Linked DNA regions of Homo sapiens: region 2 is linked to region 1. Evidence: read pairs that join two places in POLR2A ChIA-PET (ENCODE). Cell type or tissue: IMR-90. All regions are shown on one strand.

Evidence for each region. Peaks named below come from ENCODE experiments on the same cell type or tissue, not always from the same donor. Only the 100,000 strongest peaks of a DNase experiment are listed, where the experiment ranks them.
Region 2: POLR2A ChIA-PET joins it to region 1 with 5 read pairs; 3 of 35 experiments call an interaction of 5 or more read pairs at or near these places.

What each region holds. Positions count from the first base shown.
Region 1 is chr4:39,823,541-39,827,540 of GRCh38, reverse strand. PDS5A (PDS5 cohesin associated factor A) reads left to right here. Exons shown (of 33, transcript NM_001100399.2): 33 at 2,053-4,000. The coding sequence ends at 2,056. Among named protein-coding and RNA genes, the nearest start is that of UBE2K, 130 kb to the right of the region's middle. In IMR-90, no CTCF peak of the experiment used is centred here; a DNase peak (open chromatin) is centred at 1,660.
Region 2 is chr4:39,663,705-39,667,704 of GRCh38, reverse strand. SMIM14-DT (SMIM14 divergent transcript) reads right to left here. Exons shown (of 6, transcript NR_183845.1): 6 at 1,041-1,582. Among named protein-coding and RNA genes, the nearest start is that of SMIM14-DT, 27 kb to the right of the region's middle. In IMR-90, no CTCF peak of the experiment used is centred here; a DNase peak (open chromatin) is centred at 2,174; H3K27ac peaks cover 168 bases.

The sequences.
Region 1 (4,000 bases):
TAGTTCAATATGAATTTTTTTTAGTAACAAGTGAATTTTTCTCAAAATAACATGAAATTTTTCAGAAGCCAAGTGCTTGCAGTGATGGCAGTTCATCTTGGTACATAGAATCAAGTCCAGGAGCTCTTCCAGTGACCTGGGTCTTTCAGAAGTCTGTGAGAGCAGCCCAAGAAATACAGAGGACTCAGGGCTAGGAAAGGGAAGCTTCCTGAAGGTGTAGCAGGCAGCTTGTAAATAATTCTTTGGCCGGGTCCAGTGGTTCATGCCTGTAATCTCAGCACTTTGGAGGCCAAAGCAGGCTGATCACTAGGTCAGGAGTTCAAGACCAGCCTGGCCAACATAGTGAAACCCCATCTCTACTAAAAATACAAAAATTAGCTGCGCGTGGGGGCGCAACCTATAGTCCCAGCTACTCAAGAGGCCGAGGCAGGAGAATCGCTTGAACCTGGGAGGTGGAGGTTGTGGTGAGCCGAGATCATGCCAAGCACTCCAGCCTGGGCAACAGAGCAAGACTCTGCCTCAAAAAAAAAAAAATTCTTTAATAGCATATTGTTAAAATTGCTTCAAATAGTATAACAAATTAATAGTCTCTGTATGAATTGTAATAATCACTTAGCTCTTTTAGCATTGTTACCTTTATAAAATATGTATGTAGTAAAGGAGTTTGGGAATATATCTTTCTTTCTCTTTTAGGTGTAAAATTGTGGAAAAGGAGACAGTCTTACTACTGATCAGGCTGATTAAAAATGTAGAATGGGCCGGGCGTGGTGGTTCATGCCTGTAATCCCAGCACTTTGGGAGGCCGAGGCAGGCAGACCACGAGGTCTAGAGTTCAAGACCATCCTGACCAACATGGTGAAACACCGTCTCTACTAAAAATACAAAAAATGAGCTGGGCATGGTGGCACGCACCTGTAGTCCCAGCTACTCAGGAGGCTGAGACAGGAGTATCGCTTGAACCCGGGAGGTGGAGCTTGCAGTGAGCCCAGATCACACCACTGCACTCCAGCCTGGCAACAGAGCGAGACTCCATCTCAAATAAATAAATAAATAAATAAATAAATAAAAATGTGGAATGAATTAGGCAAGTTGGGCTGCTAATGCCTTGCCACTGAATTGAACAGCCACAGACAAACCAGAATGCACTTCTCAGGGCAAAAGAACAAATATTGATGAAGTCAATCCCAACATGCTCATTCCTTTTCCCTAATCTCATCTATTAGATGAGTTCCTCCTTCTCCCAAAGAGGAGTAGGTGAGAGGAGGTGAGAAAGAGGCCATGTCCCACTCTCCTGTGCTTCCAGGGATCAGAATTTCCCTCCCTATTAGGGAAATGCGTTTAAAAAAAAAAAAAAAACACGCCAGTTTGGTTGGGATGTTTTTAGTATGCTAAAACGTTTATGTTTACCCAGCTCATGAGTCAGAAGTTATTTTGCTGCTTATAAATTCATTTTGCCATAGTATGATAAATAGCTTTTAATGTTGTAAGCAAATAGGGCATTGGATAGCAGCACTAAGTCATTGAAAACAAAAACTTCTTTATTGGTGTTTGGTTTTTATATAGTTTAGGGAAAGGCTCTTTAAACCAAGTTTCAGGTGAAAAAATGAAAAAACTTTTTAAGGATTTTAGATAACATGCCAAGCACAGTGACTCATGCCTGTAATCCCAGTAGTGAATCTGAGAAGCGCAGGCTTCCCAGATCGCTTGAGCTCAGGAGTTGAAGACCAGCCTGGGCAACATAATGAGATCCCGTCTGTACAAATAATTTAAAAATTAGCCAGCCATGGTGGTGTGCGCCTATAGTTCTAGCTATTTGGGAGGCTCAGGCTGGACGCTGAGCCTGGAGGACCACTTGAACCCAGGAGTTGGGGCTGAGTGAGCCATGATCGTGCCACTGTACTTCAGCCTGAGTGACAGAGTGAGATCCTGATGCTTAAGTTTAAAAAAAAAAAAAAAGATTTTAGATAACAACTATGGAAATGAAATCATTTTCGTTTGGTTTATATCTTCTCCACATCTTTTCTAACTTTGCGTTCTATTCTTAACCCTAAGGTAAAAATGCATTTGCAAAGGGAGAAAATGAAGGCCAAACAGAAGCAGGCTCCAGCTTCTGCAAAAACTTGGATTCACAAATGTCCCTGAACAGAAAATGAAGCTCACTTCAGAACACACACTCTCTGCCTTGAAAACTAAAGAGACTATTACTTCCTTTTCACATGACCACAAGTCCTCTGATGGAAATGTACAGCAGAAACTCTTGAGAGAGAGGCTAAAAGCAACTCTGTTCTCCCCCTTCCCCTAGACTTTTCTTACGAAAAGTCAATAATTAAGCAAATTGCTTAACACTTGGTTCCAGTTCCTGCCTATCTGGAGTTTAAATGCGTAATACACCATTAATTTCCACGCTGCAGTTTTTATTTTAAAGAAAGTAACAAGATGTCTTTACACTGACACTGAAAATTCATCCATTTTAGAGCCAGGAATTCCCATGTTACACAGGAAAAAATAGAAGTCTACTGAATTAATTTTTTAAAAGAAAAGAGATCAGATTAAATATTTCTTTGTTTTTCCTTTTGGAAACTTTTATGTATAATTCTTTCTGCCTGCCTACTTTTCTGCAAAAATGAGATGTACAGATTTCGGTTCCCTGCTATGAAAAGTGATGTGGTAGCAATTTTATAAATGTTGCTTTCTGATTTTTATCAGAGTGAGAAAATTAAAATTATTGATTTGCAAGTAGTAAACAGTTCATATTTTGATTTCCCCTCATTTTAGTTTAATATAATTTGCAATAAATGTACATATTGTTGTTTGTTTCATAAAGCATATCACTTTAAAATGGTTTTTACTCCTGTGATTATGTTGGAATATTTGGAATTTTAAAGGAGTAAAGACTGTCCAGCATTTGGTTTTATAATGTTTGTCACCAGATTTTTATTAATGTAAAAAAAATCAATTTTTAAAAAATAGTTGGACTTTGGCAGCTTTTAAGGAAAGTTGGAGGTGTTTTAGGATTGCTATCAATTTTCAGCATTGTGCTATTTGGAAATAAGTGTTTTGCTTTTGTCTGATGGTCTGGGCTCATTTTTATGTTTATTTTAGAAAACTGTTGCATCAATATATTATGTTTCTTGGCATTGTTCAGCATAGGTAATGTGTGCACTTTATGTGTACACATAATCATATTTAAGTTTTTTGCATAAAATAAATGCTTCTAGATGTCATGGCAGTCTTTTTAATCTTTTTATCATATGCTTTCTTGTGAATTTTTTCATGTTAAAGAGCTAAAGTCATAACATGATTACAGTCAACTCTCCATTATCTATATAAAATAGTGACTAAGCCTCAGGTTTTTAATTTTGTGATAACAAAATAACGAAGGCATGTAAGACCTGATTCTGGAGGAACATGAAATTTGTCTTTTCTCATGTCCAGAGTTCTATCCTGCCCCCACTGTCCACTGTAGGGTCATCCGCAAAGCCCTAGCAGAATGTGCTCACTCCATTTCCTTACACGTTTCTAGCATGGGTCAGAGGAAACAACATTTGTGTTATAACTTCGTCTTGATAGGCTGTAGTGTACATGGGATGTAAAACAAACAAGTGTATCAAAGGTGGATGATTCTGTTAGAGTGAAGTTTGAGAGTAAATGTCACTTACGTTTCTCATAGATAATCAAGAGTTGGCTGTGTATTGACTGAAAGATGGGTAATTATTTTAAATATGCATTTACACACATTTAGGTATCAGAAGATGCTTAGGGAACAATGGATACCAATGATAGAAAATGATACCTTTACAGGGGCAGAAAAATCCCCACTCTTCCTTATTGCCTCTTCAGAACCCTTTAGAAAGTATAAAATATTGCCTCCAACATGCTGAAAAAGAGTATCTATGCATAAGTATCAGAGAAGTCCCTCAAGCAATCAGTAGGTGTGTTCTATTTAGAGAGAGTTTAAAGTTCTCTTAGCATCAGACAACTTGATTCCTAAGGTTTCCAG
Region 2 (4,000 bases), 160 kb after region 1:
GAGTACAGTGGTGCAATCACGGCTCACTGCAGCCTTGACCTCCTGGGCTCAAGTGATCCTCCCACCTCAGCCTCCCTGGTAGCTGAGACTATGGGTGCCCACCATCATACATAGCTTTTTTTTTTTTTCCGAGACAGAGTTTCACTCTTGTTTCCTAGGCTGGAGTGCAATGGCATAACCTTGGCTCACTGCAACCTCTGCCTCCTGGGTTCAAGGGATTCTCCTGCCTCAGCCTCCCAAGTAGCTGGGATTACAGACATCCGCCACCAGTCCTGGTTAATTTTAGTATTTTTAGTAGAGACATGGTTTCACCTTGTTGGCCAGGCTGCTCTCAAACTCCTGACCTCAGGTGATCCACCTGCCTTGGCCTCCCAAAATGCTGGGATTACAGGTGTGAACCACCGTGCCTGGTCTAATTTTTGTATTTTTGGAAGAGACGGGGCCTTCCTATGTTAACCAGGCTGGTCTTAAACTCCTGGGCTCAAGTGATCCTCCTGCCTTAGCCTCCCTAGTGCTGGGACTACAGGCACCCACCATCATTCCTGGCTAATTGTTGTATTTTTTGTAGAGATGGGGTTTTCCTATGTCGCCCAGGCTGGTCTGGAACTCCTGGGCTCAAGCGATCTGCCCACTTTGACCTCCCAAGGTGCTGGGAATACAGGTGTAAGCCACTGCACCCAGCCAGACCCAGGTTATAGAAGATGATTTTTATGAATATTTTGCTTTGTTATGTATAATATAATCCCCATTATTTATTAATGCCTCCAAAATTGGGGTTTTTGTTGTTACTGTTTTGTAATGAGACCATGTGTGAAACTGGTCTCAAGGAAGGCCCTGGGGGAGAGAGAGCTAACCCCAAAGTAGCTCCACTAAATTTGCATTACAGGAGGGTCTCAGAGAATTTGGTGTCCAAGTGTCACTTTTGGAGTGGTGGAACTGGAATTGGAATTCAGCCTCAGCTGACTCCAAGGCCCATACTTGACCCTGCAGGTGTCAGACCAAGGAAAGTAGGATTCCTATCAGGAAGAAAGAATGCTTAGTTTAGGTCCACTTATTTTTTAGTGAATTTATGCTGTGCCTTGTTTTTGCCACTTTTCTAAAGATTCACAAACCATTTGTCTAATTATCCATTCCAGAATTTTGCCAAAGAAAAATGTGCTCAGAGACTTATAGGTTCTTCTTTTAGAAAACAAGGAGATTAGTCCATCTTCAAACTTCTGGCACCTCTCCTGTCCCCAGTAAAGCTACCACCACATTTCACATTCTTTCGGTAAGACAGAGAATGAAGTTGTGTGAAGGGGCTGGATGCTCTCTTACTTCCTCATCTGCCTTGCACGTAAATTTTTTCTTTACCATGTAGGTCCTACTCCTTCTAATTTGAGGATAATTCTCTGTAACGGAAAAATGATGGAAAAGTAGGAGTTGATTGAGTCTGCTTTTTCCTCTCTCATCTGTTATCATTATACCTTCTGTTCCTTGTTCTTCTTGCTCAGAACATTGACTTTCCTGAAATTGCCATCACATATTAGTGTTACTAAACACTTTTATTACAAGTTAATATTTTTATGACAGGTGCTTTGAGCTAAAAAAAAGAAAAAAGAAAAAAAAAAGAAAAGAAAACCAAGTTAGTATTTTTGGACTAACCTATTACAATGCATCACAGACAGTTCAATACAAAATCTTGCTTTTCAAAATGTCTTACCTATTTCGATGCGTTTTTATAGCTGTTCCTTTATGTAACAAGTAACTGCAATTCACAAAATATCCTATTTATAATATTTCATCTAAAATGTAGAGTTTCAGGCAGTAATTCAACCAATTTACTGCTAAAATAGAGGCCTTATAAAATGGTAGGAACAGAAAGTGAGTTCTATCTCTTAGAAAATACAAAATGATAATGCAGGAAAAAGAAGAGATACTATCCTAATAGAAATTTTTAGACCATTTTTTCCTCTTCCAAGTTATTCATTCTCTCTGAGGAGGTGAACTAGCCTTACATTTTAATACTTGATTTGAATTTCTATATATTCTTTATTTTAAAAAGATATTTGCATCATTTTGTATTTTCCTGAATGGCTAGCAAGAAACCCTCTTCAAAGTAAGTGGTTAAATTCTATGTTCAGTTGCTTCATTTGTGTGATTTTGAACCTCAAAAGAGGTGACTCAGAGCTGACTCTTTGGGTGAATTTCTTACAATTCAGCCACTGCAAAGTTTATGCTTGGCATTTTCAGCATTCTATCTCTTCTCTGTCCTTCCTAAGCTCTCTTTATGTGGCAGGATTTTCAGTTCAGTTCAATAAACATTTCCATAACAGCACTGTCCTTTGCATTAGATTGTGACTGGCGTCAGTCCCAGCCTTTAAGGTGCTCAGAGCCTAGTTGTGAAGACAGCCATGTCAATACGTAACACAACAGTGTGTGATGTATGAAACAAATGAACTATGTGCAAGGTCGTGAAATAGTGCAGAGGAGGATATTCTCACTGTGAGATTCAAGAAAGTGTCACAGAACACCAGCAAGTGGTTGCAGGCACCAGATTTGAAAGGATGAATAGGTATGCAGCAAGAAGTCAAGGTGGAAAGGACATTCCAGGCAGCAGAACACCATGTACAAGAGCATGATGTGTGCAGGAAACAAAGAGATTTACAATGTTCCAGTGCAATGCATAAGGTGGAGAATGGGATTCAGATGTAAAGGAATTTGAACTTTGTCCTGTCCTGCAGAGGGTTTTAAATGGGGAAATGACATAGTTAGAGAAAGATCTCAGAAAGAACACCCTGGCAACAACACACAGGATGATTTGTGAAGAGCTGACTCTAGGCAGAATCACCAATTAAGAGATTATTTTATTAGTCTAGGCAGTGATCTAAGAATTGGTACTGAAAAAGAGAGAATGCCAAAACTTAAGCTGACTTAGAAGTTACATTAACAGGATTCAGTGATTGTTTGGATGTGGGAAAGGGAGCTGGTAAGATGGTGTGATAGTTAATTTGGGGTCAACTTGGGTGGACTAAGGGATGCCCAGATAGCTGGTAAAACATTATTTCTGGATGTGTCTGTGAGGGTGTTTCTGGAAGAGACCAGCATTTGTATCAGTTGACTGAGTAAAGAGGGTCTGCCCTCATAAATGTGGATGGGCATCATTCAATTCATTGGGAACCCAAATAGAATAAAAAGGTGGAAGAAGAGGCTGGGCGCGGTGGCTTACGCCTGTAATCCCAGCACTTTGGGAGGCTGAGGCAGGTGGATCACTTGAGGTCAGGAGTTCGAGACCAGGCTGACCAACATGGTGAAACCCTATCTCTACTAAAAATACAAAAATTAACTGGGTGTGGTGATGCACACCTGTAGTCCCTGCTACTCAGTAGGCTGAGACAGGAGAATTGCTTGAATCCAGGAGGCAAAGGTTGCAGGGAGCCGAGATTGCGCCATTGCACTCCAGCTTGGGTGACAGAGTGAGACTCCGTCATGCGCGCGCGCGCGCGCACACACACACACACACACACACGTGGAATAAGGGCAAATTCACTCTCTCTCTTTTTGAGCTGGGGCATTCATCTTCTCCCATGCTTAGACATTGGAGCTCCTGGTTCTTGGGGTCTTCAAATTCCAGGACTTTTGAATTTCTATATCTTTATTTTTGCCTTGCTATATTTGATAAGACCTCTGATACAATATAATGGAAGTAGTAAATGTGGTTATCTTAGCTTTATTCCCAGTCTCGAGGAGAAAGCATTCACTATTTTACCATTAAATATACTAGTTGTAATTTTTGTACATGTTTCTACTTAAACTTCAAAGGAAGTTCTCATCTATTCCTAGTTCCCTGATAATTTATGTCATGAATGGTTATTAAATTTTGTTGAATGTTGGGCCGGATGTGGTGGCTCACGCCTGTAGGCCCAACACTTTGGGAGGCTGAGGTGGGAGGATTGCTTGAGCCCAGGGGTTCTAGACCAACCTGGGGGTAACATACTAAGACTCCATCTCTCTCTCTAAA